Regions from separate parts of the Homo sapiens genome. Here region 1 is linked to region 2. Evidence: chromatin loops called from intact Hi-C (ENCODE). Cell type or tissue: heart right ventricle. All regions are shown on one strand.

The links. Hi-C counts contacts between places; a loop is a spot of excess contacts. Peaks named below come from ENCODE experiments on the same cell type or tissue, not always from the same donor. Only the 100,000 strongest peaks of a DNase experiment are listed, where the experiment ranks them.
Region 1: it touches region 2 in a loop (8-fold over the local background); 39 of 110 quality-filtered maps call a loop at or near these places.

Annotation. Positions count from the first base shown.
Region 1 is chrX:121,575,685-121,583,684 of GRCh38, reverse strand. No RefSeq gene overlaps it. Among named protein-coding and RNA genes, the nearest start is that of MIR3672, 210 kb to the right of the region's middle. In heart right ventricle, a CTCF peak has its summit at 4,469 (motif pointing right); no DNase peak of the experiment used is centred here.
Region 2 is chrX:120,785,588-120,793,587 of GRCh38, reverse strand. No RefSeq gene overlaps it. Among named protein-coding and RNA genes, the nearest start is that of CT47B1, 86 kb to the left of the region's middle. In heart right ventricle, a CTCF peak has its summit at 3,364 (motif pointing left); a DNase peak (open chromatin) is centred at 2,167; H3K27ac peaks cover 1,288 bases.

The DNA of each region.
Region 1 (8,000 bases), 790 kb before region 2:
AAAAAGGAAAGGTTTCTTGCTATAGCTTTCCATACCATCAACTTTGCCTCTGATTGCTATTGCTTCAAAATCATAAACTCCAATGAAGCAAGCTAGCTAGAATTTGATAATACAATAAAGCTACCTTTGGGGAATTACAGAAGGAAGCTGAAGAAAAAAAAGTACTCAACCTAGAAGGAGCATGGATCTTAGATATTTAAGACTTCCATTGCACTAAATAAACTTTAAACAAAGATATTATGGTATTGGTTTTCATTCATACTAAGCAGGCTAGAGAATTACATGTTTCAATTATATATAATTGCCTCACAGCAGACTGATTGCTATGGATCTGTGCTCTTAGCCAGTATCGATCAGCAACACTTTGCAAAAATACAAGACAATCCAAAACACTTCATCAATGAAGCAGTTTACGTGAGGTGAGGAAATGATACCACTTGTGTCACTCTATAGTCAATGAGGATGTCCCTACTTCTTCTCTGCCTTTCATCTCCACACTTTATAAAAGTATAACTGAAATGAGTTTTCAAACTAGTTGAGAGAAAAACACCTTTGAGGATAGAGCCCTTAAGTATATTTTGGAGCTCATTACGGTTAGTAGTGAAAAGACACTAATAAATCCATGATTTACTGCAGTAAATTTTCTAGCCTTCAGAGGACCACAAAGTGAATGCTCACCAAACCCACTGATTTTTTGTTTTCAAGTAACCTCTACACTTTAGAAACTTCGTTTGGTACCACTTAACAAATGGTTAGTGTCTCACTTTTAGGAAATGTCTAGATTTCTACAAAAGAGTTAATTGCAAGAGTCACATTATATGTGACTTATGATTATCTAAGGCAAAGATGATATGCTTTCTCATGGCAACTGGGGTCAGTATTCCTCTTCACCCTTTTTCTTAAAGAAATTCAAAATGACCATATAGGTATAGCCTAAACAAAGTTTTCAATAGCCAAATAATATAAACTATCTATTGTGGTCCACTCCTTTCAGTCAACTAGTGTTTTAAGTGGAATTATAGAAAGAATGTAGTTTCTTTTCAGATTCTATTCTTAAGCCCTCTGAAAAGCTATCCTACTACAGTATACGTATTTTAAAAGACAAAATTATTTATAATTTGTTTTACTTGTCTGATGGCATAAATACAGAATAACTTTCTTACTGAAATTAATACCATGAGAAAAATAAATATTGTGAGCTACCAAAACTGCATATGTGTATATTTCTCTCATATGAACAGAGTGAAAACCAGAACACTGACAACTAGTTCTTTCGCATACCATTGAGTTTTGCAATTTTGTCATTTTAACAATTTGGCTTTTTCTGTGCAATTCTGAGGTTTAAAAAAGACCGCATTTATGGTTTTGGCAGAATTTAAGCAGCAGGCATTAATAGGTGGTCCAAGAAGGCAGAAAATTGAAGTCAACGAGGTCTGGTAATAAAGACTAAACAAATTTCCCTGACATAGGTGGAGCAAAGTGTTCAAATGGTGGATAGGGAGGATAGTGTGTCAGTCCATAATAGGTAAAGATCTAGTTAGTGCCGCCTCATTCCACAACTCCAAGGAGCACTATTCACATCAGAGTCTGCACAATGGTGTCCCCTAGAGTTTGCAGTGTATAGTTTGTGTGACCAATATGTGATAGCCCCAAGGGCTAGGCAGATAGACAGCGAGTGTCAAAGAAATCAGATAGCACTTGACATGGGGAATAAAATTCCGGATGTGGATTTCAGTTTCTGGAAATAAACAATGTTAAAGAAAATGAAGCAATACAATATTAAAATAACTACAGTATTTGGCAAAGGATCAAGCAAAAGAGAAAGGCCCTAACTGCGGGTATTAGAGAACAAGGCACAGACCTACTGCATCATAGGAAACAAAACTAAAAAGGGCTCAGTTATTTTACAAAGTCAGAAGCATCTTCAGCAAGAGTACCTTGATGTTGAGCTATTGTTACATAAATTCCCTTTTCTAGAGAATAGAACTATTGCTACAATTTTGGGTAATTTTAAAACAACTGATAGTAGGTGAATGAACTCTTGAAATTTTAGGTTCAAGGACAGAATTGAGCAAAGCACCTTTTAATATACTAGCTCCCATGTTTGATGCTTTGCTCTTTAAACAATGCTAAAATATAAAGGTTGTCTAAGTCTATCAAACACCAAAATATCTGTACAAAAATGAAAAAGCAATCCAACTACAGAGAAGGTTGATCTGCCCTGTGCCAAAGACCTATGCATTTCCAAACATGGTGAGGAAGAGAGAAGTATCTGAATGACTAAAACCCGTTCCCATATAAATTATTTAAAATTTTTTAGCTATAACAATCCCCCCCATCTCTACACTTAACCTATTATCTTGCTTAACCTAGAGATACTTTAAGTTGAGCACTCTTCATTTATATAACTTCTTATCTGGAGAAAGAATATATTTGGGGCCTTTTTCTTTATGCATGTTACTGGAGTGTTTACATGCCTGATGAAGCTTGAGAGTCACTAAAGGAGAGCATAGGCAGAGGAATCTTTGCCAAATATTGCATACCCTGGCTAAGCATTTAAAATCCAAGTTTGTTTGCAGGAAAGCATGTTGAAAAAGATCTGGAATGTTTAAGAATTATTAATGCATGTTCATAGACCTGAGTACATATTATATTAAAGTAAATACATTCTGCATTAAAAGAGGTTTTTCATGTGTTTTTGGATGAACATTCTCATGCATTGGTAAATCAAAACCCTGAAAACTCCTTAGTTTCCATTATCCATGCTTAAAGATGGTACCATTGAGACTTGAGAAAATGGTGATTTCATTAAAGAAATGTAGAAAGTAAAGAGTTTTGCTTAGGATTAGGGATAGGGGTTTAGAAACTTAATTTTAGATATGCTGAGTTTGAAGTGATATGGCATAAAGAAGGAGAGCCTATAAAAGTAGTCAAACACTTAGATGTCAGAACACCTGAGTTCAAATCCTGGCTTCACCATTTACTAGTTTATGTGAACTTGGGAAAGTTATGAAATTTCCCAAATTTGTTACCTGATCTGTATAATGAAGAATATGACAGTACCTACATTTTAAGGTTGTCGAGACAATCAAGAGTTAACACATACAAAGTGCTTGGGACAGTGCCTGGCAGTGCTCAATAAATAATTTGCTTTGTTGTTATTGGTATTGTTTTTATTGTTTATGTTTATGCTGTTGCTATACGGGGGGGAAATGCCAGCAGATATTTATAAAAGCAGAAACACATTGGGAGAGAGATTTGGACAGGGAAATATAGGTTTGATACGGCATTGGTGACTTTTAGGAGTACAAATTAAGTAGAATGATGGGAAGAAATTTCAGGTGAGGTATATTTAGGTTAGCGGTTAAAGGATTAAAGAGGGACTGTGTAATAAACATAGAATAAACTTGTAAACAGAAGTTTATTTGTAAAAGAAAGGAAAGAAATAAGGACAAGTAAAGAAAGTGCATTTGGGTCCAGTAAAGGTGATTTTCAGGAGAAGGGAAACCTGTGAGAGAAGTTATTATTTGCTATTCACCATTTCAGTAAGTTCCATCTGCTTTCTTAGTTCAGGTAACAAATCGTCGCTCTCCATCCCCTTTTCCTCCCCTAATTACTCAGCAGTTTTCAAACTCAATCATTTTTCTAATTCCTCCTCCCAATTTTGTGCTCCAATATCTCCCTTACTTGTTTTGCTAATAGGCTTCTCTCCCCCTGAAACAGTGTAAGGAGGGGCTATGTAATTTTCACAGAGAGCACAGTTGTCCTCAAAGAGAGAACAAACAAAAGTTCTAATTTCCTCTGCATCTGGATTCAGCATGCTCTTTTGATGACCTACTCCCAGAAGTAAATTTTCCACTGTGGCCTCTAAATTTGTGGGCAAGATTCTTCTCAAGGTTACAATCTGGTTGCAGGTGCAAAAAAAAAAAAAAAAATGCATGTGAGGGAAAAATATTCTAAATGGAATCTATAGCTCATCAAGCTGTTTCTGTCTTTTCTTAGTTACTTATAACTAATTTTTTCTTTCCTTTACCACAGAAAATATGTAATATGACAGTATGGCAGCTATAGTCATAACAAGGGCAAAGCTGGCTGATAGTTTCAGGATGGTTTCATTAGATCAATAGCTTTAGTGCAAACTTTCTTGGTCCAAGTTCTGGTGCTCAACTCTGTAGGTAATAAAACTATGATTCACTCAAGTCTAAATAACAGGAGACTGATTTATGAATGAAAATGTGACTGTATTAAAATAGGGTATATTCTTATTTCTAGTAACTTCCTTATCTCAACATCAAGGCATCTTGAATGCCAAATTTGTAATGTCTGGTGAATCGAACCATGGAAAACATAAATCTTTTCATTTTGAGTGTGATAGAGATTAATGAACTACCCTGCTCCAAAATATAATTATGCTAGTACTAACTGGGAACATCTGTATGTACTGATTTAAGATCTGCACTGCAAACTCTAGGGGGTGCCATCCACACGGTAATCTATGTGAATAATTCACCATGGAGTTGTGTACTATCCAATTTGTGAGGCTGTACACAAATAATCTTGATGATTTTATGCTTCTCCTTTGTGTGGTGTTGGTTAACTCCTAATAATCGGTGCCATAGTATTCCAAGTCATTACAAAAGCTTTCCATAGTATGATAGAGTTCCCATTTTGTATGTTATTTTCCATTCATCATATTTTAGTGGAATTTCGTACAGATAACACTAAGCAATGGTTCCCAAAGTTATTATGTAAAAAGAAAGAAAACAACCTTCCTTTAAAATGCAGATTACATGTGCCTGCATCCAGGGATTCTGCTTCAGTTGGTCTGTGCTAGAGCCCAGAAATCTGCATTTTAAAAAGCACTCCAGGTGGTTCTGAAGTAAGTGGAAACACTAACTTTAAAATGCAGATTAATCATTTACCTTTTTCCAAAACACTCTCTAAGATGTGGTATTGCTCATCAAGTTTTCTTTACACAACTAATTTCATCCATGCTGTAGAGATTTTTTTTTTTTTACCTCAGCAGCAGATATGGACATTTTTCTGATCATAAGATCTATCCCTAAAGCCTATGGTCCTTTGTTTGTGGGCTACACCAACATTTAGAACAACACTTCAAAGTAAAATGCATTTTTTTTGGAAATAAGTTAAAAATTCAGTGTGAATCTTCTCATTGCTTGAGAATTTTATTTAGCCTAATTCTATTCTAGTGACTGCCAAATGCTCACAGCACGGCTGATTTCCAGTCAGTACTCTCCTTAGACTAAAATATCTATTTTTGATCATTTTCCCTGCATGATTGCTTTTACTTGATAGGTTAAATCTGGCTTTCTAGTTTGCTTATATCCTTAACCTCTCCCAAAGAGGTTATTGTTTGGAATCTCAATGATATTCACAACGCTTTCTCCTTTACTATCACCTCAAATTTAATTAACATGTCATTTAACTACTTTTCAAAGTCATTAATAAAGACATTAGACAAACAGAAATAACATCATCCCTCTGCAACTGGAAATAATTCCATCTAGCAAACAGGACCCATGTTTCAATTGCTTCAGCTTCATTTCAAGTCTTCTACAAATATAGGGCCACTCATTGCTAATGAATATTTACAGAAAAAAAAATGTATTAAAACCAAGACAGCATACATATGGAACACAAATAACTAACCATTGAAACGTAAATATTCACATAAAATTAATCATATTGACATATATATTGCATATCCTTTCCCCAATAGTGTTGCTGTCATTCAACTTATTATGGTAATTTAATTTTCATTACACAGAATTTATTTCTTATATAACAAATATACTATTTTTTGCTTTATGATTTTCAATTTCTTCATCATGCTTATAACTACCTCAAAATATAATTATATTTCCATTCCTCTATATTTTTATTCTATTTTGTTTATTTTCTACATATGTGGACTTTTGACTCACCTGCAATTTATATTGATGCAAGGAGTGAGACAGGGATCCAGAAACTACCATTTATTGAGGATTTACTGTATGTAAATTATGTATTACTATATGTAAATTGTACCAGGCACATACATTATTTCATTCTGATGTAAGTATTACTGTCCCATTATACAGATGATGAAACTCATATTCACATAGGTTGAGGAAATTAATGAAGGTACACACAGCTAATAAATGACAGATCAGGGGTTTGAACTCAAGACTGCCTGACTCTAAAAAACATTCTTAATCATTATTCTGAACTGCAGATTTGTGGTGGTAAATTTCAATGGCTACTGAATTCTTAATGTACTTAATAACCTGTCTTAAGGCTCCAATCTGTTCCATTTCTAGGCCAGCAATGCAGTTTTAATTTCTGGATAGCTTTATAATAGGCTTTGAAATCTGGTAAGGCAATGCCTTTTCTGGCTATTGTCATATGTTTACTCTTTCAGATAAACATTAAATCACTTTCCAAATTACAAAAATGCCCCACTGGAATTTTTATTGGGATTATCAAAACTAGTATTAATTAATTTAGGGGTAACTAAAATATTTACAATCAGAGAAAGAAGTACATCTCCACATTTATTCAAGTATTTTTTATATCCCTCATTTATGTTTCATAGCTTTGTCTTATAGGTTCTATTTATTTGTTGCTTATACCGTGTTTGTTAATGTTTTTGTTGCTATTTTGTGAGTGTATATATATAACTCTTTCTTCTATATTTTATTTGCACATTTTATCTAATTGTAAAATATTATAGTAATTTAAATCTGATTTTACTTATTTCATAAGTATTTGCCATCTTACATTGTCTCTTTTAAAAAATATTTCTTAAAATATTTCCAAGATACAAAATTTTATACACATTAACATATATAAAAGTTGAAGATAAATATAATATGCCATCATGCACCTGCTATGTGAAATTCTTACCCATTTTGCCTAAAATTGGTAGCTGTATTATCCATCTCAGGCTTCCATAACAAAGATGAAAGACTGGGTGACTTAAACAATAGAAATGTATTTTTCACAGTTCTGGAGGCTTGGAAGTCCAAGATGAAGGTATTGACAAGTTAGGTTTTATTCTAAAACTGCTTCTCTTGCCTTGCAGGTGTCTGCAATCTCATTATGTACTCACTTGACTTCTCTGTTTATGTTTATGTTCAGAGAGTGAGAATGAACTCACTAGCATCTTTTCTTTTAAGGATGCTGATCTGATTATATCAGGGCCTCACCCTTATTAGCTTATTTAGCCTTAATTTCCTTCTTATATGCCCTGTTTCCAAATATAATCACATTGGGGATTAGGGCCTCAACATATAAATGTTGAGGGAAAATAACTCAGTCCATAGCAGTAGCCTACTATTTTACTCAATCATCATATTGCTTCTTATTTTGTTTGGTTTAGAAATTCTTCCTTTTTTTTCTAGATATACAATCATGAGTAAATAATGGTAATTTTGCCATGTTACTTAATCATATTTACACTTTTGGATTCATTATTTTGTATTATTGCTTTAGGAGAAATTCCAAAAAATTTTATATAATAGTGATTTACACAATACTAATGGTTTTTGAGACTACTGTCTTCTTCCTGATTATAACAGAAATAATTGTAGTGCTTGACTATTAAATATGATTCTGGCTGCTACTTTAATAAAGCAAATCTGTACTTTATTTTTTATCAGTAATAAATACTGCATTCTTTTTCTTTTTTAACATCTGTCATGATTATATGTTTTATTTTTCTTTTGGGCTTATTAGTGTTGCAAATGTCATCAGATTTTCTAATACTTATCTTGCATCTCTGGAACAAAATCTATTTGCTCATGTTATATTCTTATTTTATTTTAATCTTGGGTTCTATATATTAATTACAAACTTCTGATTTTCCCATCTGTATTCAAAAGTATAGTTGTGTCACTATTTTTTAAACTCTTTCATGTTTTCTTATCAGCCTGCTGCTGGTTCTGTAACAAAAACTCCCCGTTTTACTCTATGATGTAATACAATATAAACTACATCAG
Region 2 (8,000 bases):
ATTCTTACTTAAGTTTCATGATTCTCACACTGTATTGATGGCCAGCAAGATCCTTCTGTGTCCCTACAAAGGCAGGGAGCCCAGTACTGAACACACACAGAGTGGTTGGCATGTATAGCACAGTCCTGGACCTCAGGAATTTATATTCCAAGGAGAATGTCAAACTGAAACACAAAAACAAACATTTAACTATACAATATATGGTGCTATGTAATAAAAAAAAAAGTGCAAACCAGGGGTTATAGAAGTGAAGAAGAGAAGGGAGTATTTGCTTCCAACTATGGGGATTAAGGATGACATCATAGTGGATATGTCATTTGAACTGGACCTAGAAAAAGTAGATAAAATGTCAATAATCAGAGAAGAGAGGATAATTGAGCAAACAGAAACAAGCAGAAAACATAAAAAGACCCTAGAATAAAAATAATTCTAGGAACAATGGAGATTTTTTTAAATTCTAATTATTTTCTTCAGACTAGTTTGAAATGATCTTTGCATCTATGAAATATTGACAAGATAGGCTGGGCACAGTGGCTCACGCCTGTAATCCCAGCACTTTGAGAGGCCAAGGCGGGTGGATGGCCTGAGGTCCGGAGTTCGAGACCAGCCTGGCCAACATAGTGAAACCCCATCTCTACTAAAAATACAAAAAATTAGCTGGGCGTGGTGGCAGGTGTCTGTAATCCCAACTACTCAGGAGGCTGAGGCAGAAGAATTGCTTGAACCTGGGAGGTGGAGGTTGCAGTGAGCCAAGATCTCACCATTGCACTCCAGCCAGGACAACAAAAGCGAAACTCTGCCTCAAAAAAAAAATGAAATAAAATATGGACAAGATATTACAAGCAAAAAAACAGAGAACAAGAAGAACCTTTGGAATTTAAAATATAATTGCCAAAACAAGAGGGAATGGATAGTGAGTAAATGGTAAATGTAAATGAATATAAGGATAACCTAGTCATTCAAAATATTGAACAGTTAAAGGGAGGAGAGTGAGATGAGAGCAGGCCGGCAACAAGTAGAATAGTAATAACAACAAAATTAACAGCAGCAGCTATAGATTACTTTGCTCCTACAAAGTGCTAGTTGCCTTACATATAGTACTTCATTTACTAATCACAAAACACAGCAAGGTAGGTATTGCTAGTAATCAATTGTACCAAATGGTGACTATAATAAATAATAACACATCGTATACTTCAAAATTTCTAAAAGAATAGGTTTGAAATGTTTTCACCACAAAAAAAGTATATGAGGTGACTGATTTGTTAATAGGCATGATTTAATCATTTCACAATATTAACATGTATAAAAATATCACATTGTGTCCTATAAATATACAATATATACAATTGTTATTTGTTCATTTAAAATAAAACAAAAAATAATAACAAAGAAACTGAGGCTCAGAGAAATAAAGGATCTTGCCTAATGTCAGACAGGTAGCAAGTGGCTATGGTATGTTGGCCTCCAAAACTATTGCTCTTAACTACCTCACTTGCAGGAAAGCAGAGGGGAAGCATCAAGGTAAGGAAGAGGTTGAAGGTGTCAGACTAAAAGGTCCAGACCTTCAACCTCTTTATGTATGGAAACAAGGTCCTTGGCTGTGCATGGTGGCTCATGACTGTAATCCCAGCACTTTGGGAGGCTGAGGTGGGTGGATCATGAGGTCAGGAGTTCGAGACCAGCCTGACCAACATGGTGAAACCCGTTCTCTACTAAAAATACAAAAATTAGCCAGTGTGGTGGCGCGCAACTGTAATCTCAGCTATTCAGGAGGCTGAGGCAGGAGAATCGCTTGAACCTCGTAGGTGGAGGGTGCAGTGAGCCAAGATCATGCCACTGCACTCCAGCAGCCTGGGTGACAGAGTGAGACTCCATCTCAAAAAAAAAAAAAAAAAAAAAAGGGTCCTTCAGGAGTTGAGGAGGGATAAGTTCTCTGGAATGAGTTGGGAAGTGGCAAGGTGATGGAAAATCAGCCTTCTGGGAAATGGGGGAACGTTTCTTCCTCCAAGACTATGAACACTGCTGAGAGGGGACCCAGGGAGGTTGAGACACAGTGAAGCAGTAGCAGATGTGCACCAAATGCAAGAGGACCTTGAAACCAATGCCAGCTCTGCCTCCAAGAACAAGCTGCTTATGTCTGATGACTCATTTCCCAGGACAAGGCCAGTTCTTGGCCAGCAGCCACTAAGAATGCTGCAGCAGGGCACTACTCCACACTGGTAGGCGTTGTCACACCCAGACCACCTCCATTGGTCTTCAGAAAGTGTGCCCAAAGCCTAAAGCCACCTCTGACTTTATGACATTGAACTATTTCATTCCATTTGGCCAATAGAAATGCAAAAAGGATGAGAGCAAACCAAGGAGGGGAGATTGCAGTTCCAAATCATTCCACAAAAATGGTCTCTAAATGCATCTGAGCTGGCTGCTTATAAAGGGCAACACAGGCACCAAAAAAAAAAAAAAAAAAAAAAAGAAGAAGAAGAAAAAGAAAGAAGGAAAGAAAGAAAAAGAAAAGAAAACCTGACTACCCAATCCTTAAAAATTGTTCAAGAGTAAAAGCCCCACAAGTCTGAATTCCAGAAACCCAAGGCGGGTGGCCTTTTCAAAGAGCTCAGTTGATTTTATCACCATCCCTAGTCTGAATTCGCTGCACATTTCCTCCCTAATCCAGGATGCGATAAGAAACCAACATAACAAGAATTCATCTTCCCCAGGAAAAGGTGAGCATCTCTGAGTTCAACAGAGACAACTGGAACCTAATTGCATTGCCTCTTTCAAAGCCTTCCAGTAAAAGTGTAAAACGAAAGAGGACTGAAAGAGGCTGCTTAGCGCAGCTACAATGTGATCACATTTTCTTTTGAAAAATGACACACCAAGTAGCTGCCATTTTTAGAAAATGGCAATTTCATCTGAAATCAGAGCAAGTGTCACTCTGCAGCAAAAAATAAAATCCTTGTTTCAAGAGCTTTGGAACCTGGTCCCCAAACAGCAGTATTTCCTGGCTATATTTGATTAATATTACACAAAGGGTAGGATGAAGGGAAGGTGGGTCTGGAAAAGGAAAAGCACCTTTGTGAAGAAAAACAAGTATGTGGCCTTCAGGGAGCTAAGCACATGTTTAATTTTGTGTTTTAAACTTCTCAGCAGACTGCAGATCTATAAAGGGAATCACTGAAAGTGAAGATAACGACGACTTACCCAAAGCATCATGCTGTTTTCCGCAAGACAGGGCGAGAAGTGAGAAAGCAAAATCTTTGCTTCAGTTACACAAACTCCCTCTCCTTTGCAGAGAAACTTGCTAGCTGAAATGGAGCCAGATGCTAATACGGGAGCCTCAGCAAACAGCTATGTGCTTGTCAAACACTGACATCTACTGGTCAGTTCTGAAATGGCTTCTTTTTTATTTCTGAAAGACCAGTCAACTAGACAAAAATAAATTCCCTTGTGCTTTTTATTGGAGGCTTTTTCTTCTTTGGCCCTTTGAAAATTCTTAACCCGTAATTTAAGTTTTACCTCTGTAAAATATACAGAGTTATTTAATTTATATTTTGATTCTTTAAGTTATAAGATTGTTATTAAATAGGGCATGAGAAAAAACGCAGAATATCTAATCAGAATTTGTTGAGTATAATAATCATTTCTTATATCCATAAAACACTAATGAGTTTCCAAAGCATGACCAGGTATATTATCTCATTAGGTATTCAACAACCCTGTGAAATGGGATGATCAAGACCATCCTATTTTACAGAAAGGACACAAAGGCCCAGAAAAATCTAGCTAATAAATCCAAGGTCATAAAGAAAGTCACAGGTGATGCTAGTTCTAGAACCAAGGTTTTCCAACTTATAGGCCAGGACTTTAATCATTGAGGCATTTATCTCCACATTTCCCCTTGTGGAAACAAATAAATTACTCTCAGCTGGTGAGTATAGAGGGAAAAGGCAAATGGGGACACGCAAACACACACCCTCTTTCTTTTGCTTTGTACTATTAAAGTCCCGACATGAACTAATGAGCAGAGGGAGAAAGCTGCTGTGGATGAGAGCTACACTCCATTTTAGTACTTCAAGAAAGATTTGGTCAAAGCTGATTAACCCATTGGGCATCATAAACCTTTCTGTCCAGCATACCAGAATCAGCCACCACAATGAAGTATGAAAATTGATCCTTAAAAAATGCACTGAAATGTCATTCAGAGAGATTGAGGGCCAGTTACTTAATGCCCAGATGTATTCACCCTCCCCCAACCAGGGCACACAGTTGCTTCCTGATAATGCTTACAAGCTTCCTAATTATTATCAAAATTAAAGGTACATAGGGAACCTTGAAACATGGGAGGCATACCTGAGAGCAAGGTGGGTAGATCATTAACGAAATTTCTCTCTTCTGTGGACAACTTACCAAAGGCATCAGAATTTTAAACTGGGACCTTTTTTTCCCCCGGAAGAATTAGCTGGGTTTCTAAAACAAAAATCAAACCATGGAGGTTGAAACACAAGTGAGTACTTCATAAATATTCCCTGGAATGAAAATATTGCCAGGAGATTTCTGAAGAGGGCATGGAGCATCTGCCTTAGAGGGCCACTGCTAAACTTGTCCTGTTGCCACTTTGCTAAGGAAAGGAGGAGCTTAAGAATGTTGTGGGGTTGAGGTGGTAGGGAGTTAAGAAAGACCAGCAAACTAGACAGCTGAGTAACACAAATCAACTCTCGGGGTTTAAATAGCCCTGTCCTGAAGCATCTTCATGTCTAGAAAACCAATGTATCAACTTCTACCATTAATGTCCCTTTTAAAAGGGAATAATGTGGGTTGTCATATCAATGCTTTTTTTCCCACTCCTAGGGATCCTGTCCCAACTCAGAGCCCTGACTTGACTTCTCTTCCCTACAAGACCTTTCTTTTAATAACAATAACAATAACAACAATAGTAACAACTGAGGCTAATTTACAGCAGGCACTATTTGAAGGGCTTCACATATATGAACTCATTAGTCCTCACAACAACCCTACCAGGTTGTTACTATTATCTCCACTTTATAGATATGTAAATTAAGTCACAGAGATTAAATAATTTAACCAGGATTTCACAGCTTCTAAGTGATGGTGCTAGAGTTTAAACCCAGGTCTGTCCAATTTCAGTGCCCCCTCACTTAACCTCTATATCAGTGGTTTTCTTTTATTATTATTATTATTATTATTATTATTATTATACTTTAAGTTTTAGGGTACGTGTGCACAACGTGTAGGTTTGTTACATATGTATACATGTGCCATGTTCTCACTCATAGGTGGGAATTGAACAATGAGAACACATGGACACAGGAAGGGGAACATATATCAGCGGTTTTCAAAGTGCAGTTCCTGGACCAGCACCATTAGCATCACCTGGGAACAAAATTCTCAGCCCTCTCTCCCCACAACCTGCCCCCAACAGACCTACTGAAACAAAAACTCTGAAGTTTGGTTGTTTTAACTTTACTTTTACAAGACACACAGGTGATTCTGATGTACATGACAGTTGTGGGACTCACGCGCTACATGATACCGCCTATCTCTAAAGGGTAGTTGGGGATATAGAACCTTCAGCCCACAAAGAGTCCAGTCAGGATATTGCTTGATATCTTGCCATTTGCCATCTTATGATAAAACTGGAGCACGAGATGGTAATTCCATTTGATTGTGGGCCTAGGTTAATCATAGATGTTTGAGTATCATACCTTTTTCGTAGGAAAATTCCACATGCAGATCAGTAACAGTAGATCCATTTTTCAAATGCGGAAATCAAAGCCATTTAAGTCATTGGAGAATTGGGTTTCGAAAACCTCATTTAGTCCATTTTCCCTCCTCCAGAAAAGTAAACATAACCAATTTGAGGGCAGCAGGTAATTATCTCCATAAAAATTTTTAAAGTATCTAGAGACGGAATAAGAAAATAACTTTTGAGACTTGGACTGCAGAGTTGTAGTCTTTCAACCCAGGCGTCATCTGATCTCCTTTATTTTCTTTCTTCCCCAGTGCCATTCTTCTATAGTCTTTTTACCAGAAGGACCCAACTTGGCATTTTCCAAAGTGTGTATGTGTGTGTGTGTGCACCACACACGTGCACTGTAAGACTTTAATCCCCTGAGATGCTTGCAAGAAAAGGGTTACAGAGTCAAATCAAATTAAAATTAAATTAGCCTGTAAAGGCTGGGCACGGTGGCTCACACCTGTAATCCCAGCACTTTGGGAGGCCGAAGTGGGTGGATCACCTGAGGTTAGGAGTTCGAGACCAGCCTGGCCAACATGGCGAAACCCTGTCTCTACTAAAAATACAAAAAAATTAGCCGGGCGTAGTGGCGCTTGCCTGTAACCCCAGCTACTCTGTAGTCTGAGGCAGGAGAATCACTTGAACCTGGGAAGCAGAGGTTGCAGTGAGCTGAGCTTGCGCCACTGCACTCCAGACTGGGTGACAGAGACTCCGTCTCAAAAAACAAAAAAAAAAACAGCTTGTATTTATCGAGCATTTCCTAAAAGCCAAGTACTCTTTTAAGCAGTTTGAATATATTAAAACCACTCTGATGTAAATATTACCATTATCCCCATTTGACAGATAAGGACACCTGGAGCACAAAAAGATAAAACAGACTTTTCCAAGGTCCTATAAGGAGCAAGCGAAATATCCTAGCTGGGTTCTAAACCCAGAAAGTCTGCTATCAGAGGCCCCCACTCATAACACCACGGTTTACTGCCTCTTTTTGAGAAATTCTGCAGATTTCATCTATGATTTTCCTCTATCAGAAAAAATCTCCATATACATTAGCCCATTTGGAAGTCCTGCAGTAGAGAAATGTGCTTATATTTTATAACCCAATGTCTCCCAAACTTACTTGATCAGGGAATCCTGTTTTGTAACACCTGTTAAGCTCTCCAGAACAAAAGATCTTAAAAACACACTTTAGAAAAACCTAATTTGGCCTGAGGAGGACCACTCTTTTGCCCAATCTGTAAGTCATTGTGAGAAGACAGATGGAATAATGGAGAAAAAAAGTATGTGCATGTATATGCATGCGTGTGTGTATCTTAGAACAGTGCCAAAAACGGAATAAGTGCTATGTAAGTGTTTACTCTTGTTGTTGCTGGTAATGGTGGTGGTTGTGGTGGTGTCATTCTTAACACATATCTAATGCCTTTACTACATCTTTGGCTAATCTCGAAGGACAAGAAAGACAATTATATCATCATGAGGGAAAGAAGCTTATTTTATTTCTCTTAGAGTACACAAATGCAATTGGTATCACTGACAGCAAAGGCATCATGCCACCATCTCAGCCTTTGCATGGGCAACACTTAGTAAGAGGGAAACACAGCATACCACCCACTGTAATACAAATGCCTCTGTCTCTGTGCATATTGTTAATATTGGGCAGCTTCCTCCATCCCCGCCCCACTTCTTGGAAGCTCGAAAGTGCTTACCACCTTTATCCAATTTATTCTGGAAGTTTTGGACTATTTGCTTGAGTTACTCCAGTCAGATGGAGATTTGGCATGACATTCAGAAACCTTTCTTTCAAATCTCTGTGCTTCCAGGAATGCTGCTTGATAGCACCGAATATTGAACTCGTAGCGTGTTGGAGCAGGAGGCAGGTATGAGGAAGAAGGCAGAATTCCACGTGTGACAATTAGAAACCTCTCATACTGAAGAACAGGAGCTGGAAGGGCCCCAGGCTATCTATACTGTGATCAATCTGGCCACTCATGTCAGGTTACTATCATAATCATAATCAATAATTCCCCAAACCATATGAAGCTACAGGTAAAAGTGGGATATTAATGATCATAAACAGCATTTTCTCTGGTTTTCCCCCAAATCTATCATTACAGTATCTCTAGGTTCTCCACTTATTTCTCATAACCCCCATGGGTTGTCTCAAGTCTACCCATAAAGAAGCCTTCTCCACTTTACGGACTTCCTAGACCTTTGCTACCTATACCAAACCACAGGCACCTCATCG